3 separate regions of the Homo sapiens genome follow, and regions 2 and 3 are each linked to region 1. The links are chromatin contacts, found by Hi-C in ENCODE. All regions are on one chromosome and are shown on one strand. Each heading gives the region's core, a stretch centred on a gene start or an enhancer-like site at or near the end of the contact. The rest is flanking DNA. Distances are from core to core; before and after follow the strand shown.

What was found. Hi-C counts contacts between places; a loop is a spot of excess contacts on that map. Pooled maps may share reads with other maps.
Region 2: a pooled map shows a loop between it and region 1 (9-fold over the local background). The contact joins two enhancer-like sites. A Hi-C loop is called at or near these places in 6 of 37 single-sample maps with no recorded cell type and 5 of 50 pooled maps.
Region 3: a pooled map shows a loop between it and region 1 (4-fold over the local background). The contact joins the promoter of MANBAL here to the enhancer-like site in region 1. A Hi-C loop is called at or near these places in 4 of 37 single-sample maps with no recorded cell type and 4 of 50 pooled maps.

Annotation. Positions count from the first base shown.
Region 1 is chr20:38,092,431-38,096,008 of GRCh38, reverse strand. No RefSeq gene overlaps it. Among named protein-coding and RNA genes, the nearest start is that of RPRD1B, 60 kb to the right of the region's middle. RefSeq lists silencers at 136-195, 2,808-3,102. Within about 2 kb of position 1,513, at least 20 of the 41 ENCODE cell types and tissues checked have a DNase peak (open chromatin) inside an H3K27ac peak, as active enhancers do.
Region 2 is chr20:38,873,900-38,877,447 of GRCh38, reverse strand. All of the region lies in intron 2 of PPP1R16B (protein phosphatase 1 regulatory subunit 16B), which reads right to left. Among named protein-coding and RNA genes, the nearest start is that of FAM83D, 51 kb to the left of the region's middle. Within about 2 kb of position 1,852, at least 16 of the 41 ENCODE cell types and tissues checked have a DNase peak (open chromatin) inside an H3K27ac peak, as active enhancers do.
Region 3 is chr20:37,288,052-37,291,339 of GRCh38, reverse strand. MANBAL (mannosidase beta like) reads right to left here and starts at 1,685. Exons shown (of 3, transcript NM_001003897.2): 1 at 1,654-1,685. RefSeq lists enhancers at 811-1,715, 1,788-1,897.

The DNA of each region.
Region 1 (3,578 bases), core at 264-2,763:
TGAACAAACTGAGGTTGTGAAAATGAACTTTTTAAGTAACAAAAATGGAAAGGGGAACCAAGAATTAAAGGTCCTAAAATGAATCATGTGTGTGTAACCACCATAGTACACAGGCAGGATTGGGGAACTGCAATCGCAAAGCAACTTTGTCTCCTATGTCCCTTGAAATCCAATTTGTGGGGCTAATGTATCCTGTAACTCTCAAAGAAAAACCCAGGCCTCCATAACTTCTCTAGTCATTTTTATTTAAAAAAATTCCTGTAGTCACACTTAAAGTGTAAAAACAGTCTCATTTCAGAGATGTAAATGTGCAAGCCCATGTTACAATCAAAATAGCCTATCATGTGAAGGTGACCTCTCTGGGTCTGCTGGGGGCGAGAGGCCAGCATCTGGGAAGGGAGGCCAGCATCCGGGAAGGGAGGCCTCCCTTGTTTACCGTTTCTGACCCTTCCAGGGACACAGCAGTGGGAGTGAAGCAGCAGCAAGAGACAGTCCTTAAGGTCTGGTGGTGGTGACTGGGCGCTGCTGGGCAAAAGTTTAACAAAGTTTAACAGCTTCCTTCCCCCATGGGCTCCTCAGATGCTCCTTGGAGTGGTTCCTCCCCTCCCTTCCCCCAGTCTCCCATCCTCATCTCCCATCACCTGGGGTCTCTTGGGGTGAGGGTTTCTCCCTGGCTCTTTGCTCTACTCCTTCCTCAGCACTGTGAGTCTGAAGTTCGCCTCCTTGAAACCCCGGGCCTCTTGCCCAGGCTCTATCACCCCAGGATGCAGGCCAGTTCTTCTACATGCATGCTCTGCCCTGACAAACTCTAGGAGTGGAGTCTGCACCCAGCCTCTCCCTTGCTTCGTCATCAAACACTTAGCCAGCACTGGCATCTCATCCTTCAGACTTTTCCAGGCAGGGGTCTGTTTAATCCACCAGATCAGGGACACATACTAAGCTCCATGGAGGCCCTTTCCCCTAATCTTGAGATAAAGTGTAGGTGGCACCCACTGCTCCCACTAGGGAGATGCCAAACACACCAATGGCCCTTTTCAAATAATTCTCATCCCAAATCCTCTTCCTTTACCTCTTAACTCCTGACTCTTTTCATACCCTTAAAGTGGGTGAGGGGGGTTGAGGATGACAGGTTTTTGACCACTCTGTTGTAAATGCTGCAGATGGTCTAGCCATGTGGTCTCTATTACTCCTTCCAGCAGACATCTATTTTAATCTTGTTACATGTGTTTATAAATACCTGCATTCATTATTTAACATAGTAACAGCCACCACTGAGTCCCTAATTTGTACCAAAGCACTAGGCCCTTTTTACAAACATCTCAGTTATTAACAAGTATGTTGGTAACTACTTTCTTTCCTAAGAATTTGTATAGTGAGTATTTTAAAATCTATGGAGTACATTATTCAGGTACTGAGTTTATTAAGATTCTCAGTAGGAAGAAATATTCTGAAAACCTAGTCACAGGACTTCAGAGGTTACGTAATCAACCCTACTCATTTCCTGTAAGAAGCAGCTGAGGTCCCCAAGGGCTGAGTGACTTGCCCAAGGTCATCATAGTGAGAGGAGATGAGAAGATATGAGTTTTCACTCATCACAGCTGCCTCTTATTCACAAAAAATACTAGATAAATGGCCTGCTAATTTTAATATTTATCAAACCAATGGTAGAAATGAATTTTTAATGCAAAATAACTATTTGAGTCTAAAAAAAGTGAACACACTGGGCTTTCAACACTACATAAAGCTGTATGAATCCCAACCTACTGTACAGGAGAATGGATTCTTAATTGAATCTGTGCCTCAGAGTGGAAGCATGATTTTTAAATGGAAAATCCTACAGAGGTAGCAGTGAGCGATGAGCTTTAGCCAGATGAATTATTCCAGGAGAAAGTAAAAGAGGAAACCATGCTAGCAAATGGCTTTTTCTTAAAGATCCCAAATAAACCAAATATGAATTTTGTGCAGTGAACTACTGTGTTTACTCCCATCTTCCCGGTCGTGGCACTGTCTCCTGTGCCCCGATCTTTAGACTATGGTCTCCAGGGTTTCCTATGTATACACAGCACAATGGTGATACTATTCATTTCTCTAACAAATAGTACTGCGTGCCCAGGATATACCATCCAGAGTTCTCAGACTTCAGTCCCATATGCTTCTTATGCAGCACAACAATCGTAGCTTTTAGGGCTCGCAGAAAACCTAGAGATAATTTAGTCCAATACTACATTTTGCAGGTAAGAAAGCTGAGGCTGGCTGTGGTGGCTCATGCCTACAATCCTAGCACTTTGGGAGGTCAAGGCGGGAGGATTGCTTGAGCCCAAGAATTCGAGACAAGCCTAGACAACATAGTGAGTCCCTATCTCTAAAAAAAGTCAAGAAAAGAAAAAAATTGGCCAGGCGTGGGTAGATGCCTGTAGTCCTAGCTCCTTGAGAGGCTGAGATAGGAGGATAGCTTGAGACGAGGAGATTGAGGCTGCAGTGAGCTAAGGTTGCACCAGCCTGGGCAAGAGTTAGATCCTGTCTCAAAAAGAAAAAAAAAAAAAAAAAAAAAAAAAAGAAAGAAAAAACTGAGGCCCAGAGAGGAAAATACCTTGCCCAGGAAGGTGACACAGAGAGTTAATGGCTCTAGTCACAAAGGATAAGCATTTTGACAGATTCATGGACTCTTGGGTAGCTCCATCTTCAGCTCTGAAGACCTCAAAGTCATTTTGTAGCCTGAAGTGCTAATTAAACCAGAAGAATCATGGACTTACTATTTATAGGGAGGAGTGAAGAAATTAGACCATGAAATCTGGGGACACAGAAGGAGATCTTGTCTCTTGAGATTCACATGTAACATCCAACTTTCATATTTTAACAGAACTTGGGTAATGCAGTCTCAATTTTCCTAATACTGGACTTATCTGGGTTGCAGTCTTGATGAACCACACCTACTACAGAGGTTTTTGCACCATAAGATAACCCCACTTCTTCTGGCAGATGCTGCCATTACCCAGTGGACAGGTTTATGATCCTTCCAAACATATCACTTGCTTCAAAAGGACCTAATTCAAAATCATTTTTGTTATTTTGAGAGCTTTAACCAGCAATACACAGTCAATATGCTTTCACTCCATGTACAAGTGAAAAGGACAAAGCAAAGCCATGACTGTTTTTAAGAGACATACCACTTGGGTTCGCAATTATCTCACATTTTTCGTCTTTTTACTGTTCAGCGTGGCTTTCCGTGTACTGCCAAAATCAAATCGCTCTCAGGAGGCCTACTGGTGTGAACAAAGGCGCTAAAATCAAAGAACTTCCAAGTTTTAATCTGTCAGAGATTGGCTGTGAAGTATGGGGGAAGAGTCATTTAATCTCTCTCCATCAGTTCCCACTTCTGTACAATGAGGGTAAAACTATGGCGGCACCTCTCATGGGTACTGTGTGGACTGCCTAATTAAAGCTAATTAAGCCCCTGGAAAGAACCAGAAAATACTACGTAAATGCTGAGTATTTATGTGCCGCTAACAGACACAAAAACTCCCAAGGGACAAGATTCTGTGCCGACAGCACATTCTCTATTGGTGATTACTAATCAC
Region 2 (3,548 bases), core at 603-3,102, 780 kb before region 1:
AATCCCAGCTACTCAGGAGGCTGAGGTGGAGAATTGCTTGAACCTGGGAGGTGGAGGTTGCAGTGGGCCGAGGTCGCACCATTGCACTCCAGCGTGGGCAACAAGAGCGAGACTCCAACTCAAAAAAAAAAAAAAGTTAGTATATAAGTCAGAAGCACAGTTTTCCTAGGAATTTTCAGCACACATTCTCCCTAAAGAAAAGATCAGAGGGCAGACAAAGATTTACGAACAAGGATGTTCACAGCAGCATTGTTTATATGCATATTGTTTATAAGTGAGAAATCCTGGAAGCAACCCAAATGCCTAAACAATTGGAGGTTGATTTGGTAAATTATGAAACATCCATATAATGGAATATTCTGCAGCTGGTATCTTTGAGGAATTTCTAATGACATGGGAAAATGCTTGATATATAACATAGAATGGAAAAACAAAGAGTCAAAACTTTACATTCAATGGAATCTCAACTGGAAAGGAAAAAAATGCTTTCCATACATCCACACACTTTTCATTGGAAAAAAAATACAGTAGCTATGATTTATCAGGGATTTTTATTTTGTGTTTGCCAGTATTTCCCAAGCATTTTAAAATCCATATGTACTACCTTTATAATCAGAACTTCTCAATTTCACTAAAAAACAAAAACCTTCCGCAGAATGATAGCCAAGTGGTAAGAACTCTATTTCTGCTCAAAGTAGCTAGTGCAGAAACAAAGTCTCAACCTGGCTGACCCCATGAAGGAAGTGCTAAAGCTGGGATTCCTGTATTGAGTAGGAAGTTAAATAGCAACAATAATACAAACCATTTTGTTTGGAGAGTGCAGGGGTTGGCACACTGTGGTCTACAAACCAAATCTGGCTTAATTTTATACTGCTTGCAAGCTGAGAATGGCTTCTATTTTTTTTTTAATGGTTGAAAAAAATCAAAGAAGAGTAATATTTGGCAATACATGAACATTACATGAAAGTGGCATATCAGTGTCCAAAAACTAATTGGAACACACGCTCCCTTGTTATGCATTGCCTATGGCTGTTTTGAGGCTCCAGCAGCACAGCTGAGGAGTTAGACAGAGACCATATGGCCACACAGCCGAAAATATTTCTTATCTAGCCCTTTGCAGAAAAACTTTGCTGATCCTCAGGGTAATGCTTTTCAGCTAACAAAATATGTTCAATGGCTGAGAGTGGTGGCTCATGCTTGTAATCCAAGCACTTTGGGAGGCCAAGGCGGGCAGATCACCTGAGGTCAGGAGTTCGAGACCAGCCTGGCCAACATGGTGAAACCTGTCTCTACCAAAAATACAAAAATTTAGCTGGGCATGGTGGTAGGCACCTGTAATCCCAGCTACTTGGGAGGCTGAAGCAGGAGAATCGCCCGAACCCGGGAGGCGGAGTTGCAGTGAGTTAAGATCCCACCATTGCACTCCAGCCTGGGCAACAAGAGCGAAACTCCATCTCAAAAAAAAAAAAAAAAAAAAGTTCAAAACCACAGTCTCATTTCACCCTCACAATAAAAGTCTCCTGGTCCCTGGTAGGAGAGGAAGAAACAAATATAAGTCCAAGGTGAACCCTGGGATCGTGGCCAGGAAGGGAACAGACAGATCGGGCCCAGTTCCTTCACCTGTCAAGAAGTGAAAGGTGCACGAACCTCCCCCGAGAGCCTGCTGTTGCTTCTGGCTGTCCCCACTGTCTCTACCCCCGGCCCCAACTCAGCCACCTCTCCCCTCTGAAAGCAGCCACATTTCCTGTCAAGAGCGTGACCTTCTGAAACCTGCATGGTGGAGGCTGCAGCTGCAAAAAGGATGGTATTTTTATCCAGACCCTGCTTCCTGTTTGCTTCGCTGGGGGGTTTTGTTTGCGGGTGTTTGATTTTGTCATTTCTGATACAGACTCGGTTCCCATGTCAAAACAAAACAGAGAAGTCTGGCTCCTGCAAGGTATGCTGACTGCCTTGCAGCCCCACCTGCCTGGGGGGCCCTGTCCTGCTACTCTCCCTGCATGCTGCACAATCTCCTGTGACTTCCAGATACCCATCTTCTGCCCGTGCAGCAGCAGAAACCAGGGCAGCTGGGTGGGCAGAGAGGAAACAGGAGCATTTCTGCTGCAGGAAATGGAAAAATCCACTCTCTTATCAGACAGGAACAGCTAGAGAGTAGCTGGCTGGGCCCGGAGGGGAGCAAGCTGCAAGTTTTCCAGGGCTTCTGGAACCCTCTGTTCCTGGCTCAGAGAGGACCAGGACAGGATGTAGGTAGAGTGATGTATGGGACTTGGGAGCCATTTGCTGAAAATGTCCTGAGCTCTCGGACCTGCAGGATGGATCATTTGCTGATGCTCCCAGCAATAGACAAAAATGCCATGGTCTTCAACCCTCGTATCCTCACAGCTCAGCCAGATGTGGGAACAGACAGCAGATGCATATCAGCATCTAACAAGCCTGCGATAAGAAGAGCTCATGTTTACTGAGCACTTGCTGTTGCCCAGCCCTGAGTCTAGCATGTGTAGGAAATGATCTCATTTAATGCTTACAACAGCCCAAGGCAAATGTGAGGCAGGCTCTAATGAGCTCCTATTTTACAGTTGGGGATACTGAGGCACAGTGAGTTTAATTAACTTGCCCCAATCTACTCAGCTGGTAAGAGGCTCCAATACCCCCACACTTGACCCATGCTTGCTCCACCATGAGAATGTATGAGAGAGCCAAACTTGACCCCAGGTTTTAAGAGTTGGGGATCTGCATGCAGCCCAAAGCCTTCCTGTTTCCTCTTCTGCCAGCAAGCCTAGTGCCAGGCTCTGAGCCCAAGGGATGAAAGGGCCAGTCTGACCTTTGCTCCAACCACTTCCACCCTGGAGAGAAGCCATCAAAGCACACTGTTGGGGAATATGCAGTCTACCTAAGCATTGCACCTGGTATGAAGACACACGTGTAGTGGTTCAGAATTCAGACCCCACCATTTCCCAGTGGTTTGATCTCAGATGTGTCATCTCCTCTATCTGAGCCTCAGTTTCCCCATCTGTAGAATGGGGACTATAATCTCATAAGGTTGTCTGAGAATTAGATTATAAAGTGCTGACCATAGTGTCTGGAATGAGTAAAGTGTTTAGCTACTAGCTGGCTCTCCCCTACCCCACCTCCTGGCTCCAGCAGGCACCCCTCAGGAATGTAGGGCCCAGTCTTCAAGCTCCAAGACAACAAATAGCAGCACCAGATACAGTTATCTTTGGAGATCTGTGGACTGACTACAAGATAAGGCCAAAGGGCAGTTTGGGCATTGTGGTCAGTCTCCAAGATGCCACCCAAGTACCCCAGCCTCCTAGGATTCACCTTCTTGTCCAGTTCCCTCCCCCAGTGAACAGGGCTAATGTGTCACCAATAGGATGGAGTGTGCCTTGTGAGTCTGGGTCATAAAAGATGTTTCAGCTGGCCAGGCACGGTGGCTCATGCCTGTAATCCCAGAACTTTGGGAGGCCGAGGCGGGCAGATAACCTGAGGTTAGGAGTTTGAGACCATCCTGGCCAACATGGTGAAACCCTGTCTCTACTAAAAATACA
Region 3 (3,288 bases), core at 436-2,935, 800 kb after region 1:
GTACAGATTAGAGTTAATAATAATGTATCAATATTGGTTCAGTAATTGTGACATTTCAGATATTAGTAATAGGGGAAACGTGGGCTATATGGGCACTCACTGAAGTATCTTTGCGATAACTTTGTAAATCTAAAATTATTCTAAAACAAAAAGGTTATTGGGGAAAAAAAGAATGGGTCAACATTTCAAAACAAATAAATAAAAAACCACTGAGACAAGTATAGCTCTCAAGACTTAGCAAATACTAAATCTTCTCTTAAGACTGAAAAACTCAGATTTCACGACTGCCACAGGCCTTCATCTCCCAATGTTGTGTACTGTGCTGGTAGGCCATTCTTGGCTTCTAATGAAGTAACTTTAAATTCTATTGTGAAAATTCAGCTGAAAACAGACTGGGGAATAGAAACCAGTGTCAGAAGTTACTGTTTTAGGCCAGGCACAGTGGCTCTTGCCAGTAATCCCAAACACTTTGGGAGGTCCAGGAGGAAGGATATCTTGCCTCCAGGAGTTCAAGACCAGGCAGGAAAACATAGTGAGACTCCATCTCTATTTCAACTTTTTTTTAATTAAAAAGAAAAAAAAGCCGGGTGTGGTGGCTCCCGCCTATAATCCCAACACTCTGGGAGGCCGAGGCGGGTGGATCACCTGAGGTCGGGAGTTTGAGACCAGCCTGGCCAACATGGTGAAACCCTGTCTTTACTAAAGATACAAAAATTAGCCGGGCGTGGTGGCACACGTCTGTAATCCCAGCTATTCGGAAAGCTGAGGCAGGAGAATCGCTTGAACCCAAGAAGCGGAGGTTGCAGTGAGCCAAGATCCCGCCACTGCCCTTCAGCGTGGACGAGAGAGAGACTCCGTCTCTAAATAAATAAATAGAATGGCTTTAAAAAAAAAAAAAGGAAAGAAAAAGAAGTTACCGCTTTATGGCAATGGGTTGTACAGCCTGGCCCGTCCCATTAAAACAAATTCCTAAGAACCACGCAAAACTAGATTAGAATGCAAAGCTAAGCCACCTCTCTGGGCAAAGTCACACTGGTAGCCGGTGGGCTGAAACTGGTGTGCAGATGCCCTGCAAAATATAATTATTAATCTAAATGTGTTGTCACCATTTTAAAAATGTTTCTCATATTCATTTCTCGCTTCTCTTAGAATTCGTACAACAAACATGGACTGTGCACCTACTAAGGGCTTTACATTCACCACCTCGGTTTACCCCGCAGTACAAGCGTGTATGTCCATTTTAGAAGACGAAACTGAGGGCCAGAGAGGAACCGTGACTTGCCCACGGTAAGAGAGCCATACGGATTCGAACCCTGGCCAGATTCACTCTGGAGCTCAGGGTTCTCCTACTGCTCCACCCGTGGGAGGAAAGGCCCGGACCAGGCCATGAGGAGCCCTGGGTTCTGGCCCAGCCTCCGCACGAAAGCGCAGGGCTGCCCCAGGCGAGGCCCTCCGCCTCCCGGGGGGCTCAAATTCCCCTCCGGAAGTAACTTTCGAACAACCGCCGAGGGAACGTATTCAGGCCCTGAGCGGAGCGACAGCCGGGCCCACCAAGCGGCGCCGCTGGAGACAGGCCGGCCGGGAAAGCCAGGCCACCGCACCGAGGACGGCTCTCTCTCGGTTCCCACCCCACCGCAAAGCTGCGGCACTCACCTCCCGCGCCGCCGCGCCGCTCCCCCGGAAGTAGTTCCCTGCGACCCTGAGTCCCGGAAGTGACGCGCACTGAGCAACCAACCGGCTCTGTTCCGCCCGCGTTGCCAGGTTTCTGGGTGAGGCACCGCTGGGTTTTGTCGACTTTTGTCCCTGTTCTGTGGGTTCGAGCTGGACAAAGAGGTTTGGGGAAATGAAATCTAGAGCTTGTCAATTCTTTAAGCTCCTATATCACTCAGCTCGTTTCAGCAACATTTTTGTTTAATTAAAAAGAAAACAAAAGAAATTACTTCTCGGGGCTGGGCACGGTGGCTCACGCCTGTAATCCCAGCACTTTGGGAGGCCGAGGCGGACGGATCACTTGAGGTCAGGAGTTCGAGACCAGCCTGGTCAACATGGTGAAACCCCGTCTCTACCAAAAATACAAAAATTAGCCGGGCGTGGTGGCGGGCGCCTGTAATCCCAGCTGCTTGGGAGGCTGAGGCAAGAGAATCTCTTGAATCCCGGGAGGCAGAAGTTGCAGTGAGCCGAGATCGCGCCACTGCACTCCAGCCTGGGCGACAGAATGAGACTCTTCCTCAAAAAAAAAAAAAAAAAAAAAAAAAAGTTACTTATTCATCGCAATGGGCTGTATAGCTTGGCCCGTCTCATTGTAACAAATTCGTAAGAACTGCGCGAAACTAGATTAGAATTTTGTCCTATGCAAAGCTAAGCCATCTCCCAGAGCAGAGCACAGTCACAACTGGTAGCTGGTGAGCTAAAACGGGTGTGTAGCTGTCCTGCAAAATGTTCATCTGGATGTGTTGTCACTATTTCAAAAGTGTTTCTCACGTTCATTTCCTTAATTTTATGCCAGGTCCTGAGCTAGGAGCCTACAATGCAGAGAGGAGACAAACAGAAACACCTCTTGTAATTCAGACAGAAGCAAATCATTATAATTCATTCAAAAAGCATTCACTGAGCGCGTACTCTATGCTTTGTCCTTGTAACTGAGGACACAGTGCTAAAGCAGACACATACAGTCTCTGCCCTTGTGGTGCTTACAGTCCGTTGGAGGGAGACAGACTAATTAAATGAATGTGTAATCATATAACAGGATAAGTTTTTTGAAGGCAAAGAACAGTGTTCCATGATTAAGAAGGGGTGGGGGGCAAGTAGTAGGAGAAAAAGAAACCTAGATGAGAGTGTGATAACCAGCCTCCACCATAAACCCTGACGATTCTTGGCTCCTGATATCCATACCCCTCTGTAGTCACCTCCCACCAAGAATAAGACTGACCTGTATAACCCATAGGATATTGCGGAAATCTTGGAGCACGAGTTCCAAGATAAAGTCATAAAAGACATTGCAACTTCCTCTTTCCTCTGTCTTGATTGCTCATGGGGAATCCATGTTGTGAAGACACTCAAGCAGTCCTATGGAGAGGCTCGCATGGGGAGTAACTGAGCTGCCTGCCAACAACCAGCTCCAACTTGCCAGCCATGTGTATGAGCCAAGTGGCTCCAGCAGTCCTAGTCAAGCTTTCAAATGACTGTGGCCTGGCCAAAATCTTCAGTGTAAACTCAAGAGCAACCTTGAGCCAGAAATACCTTGCAATGCCACTTGAATGCCTGCCTCACAGAAATTGTGAAATACTA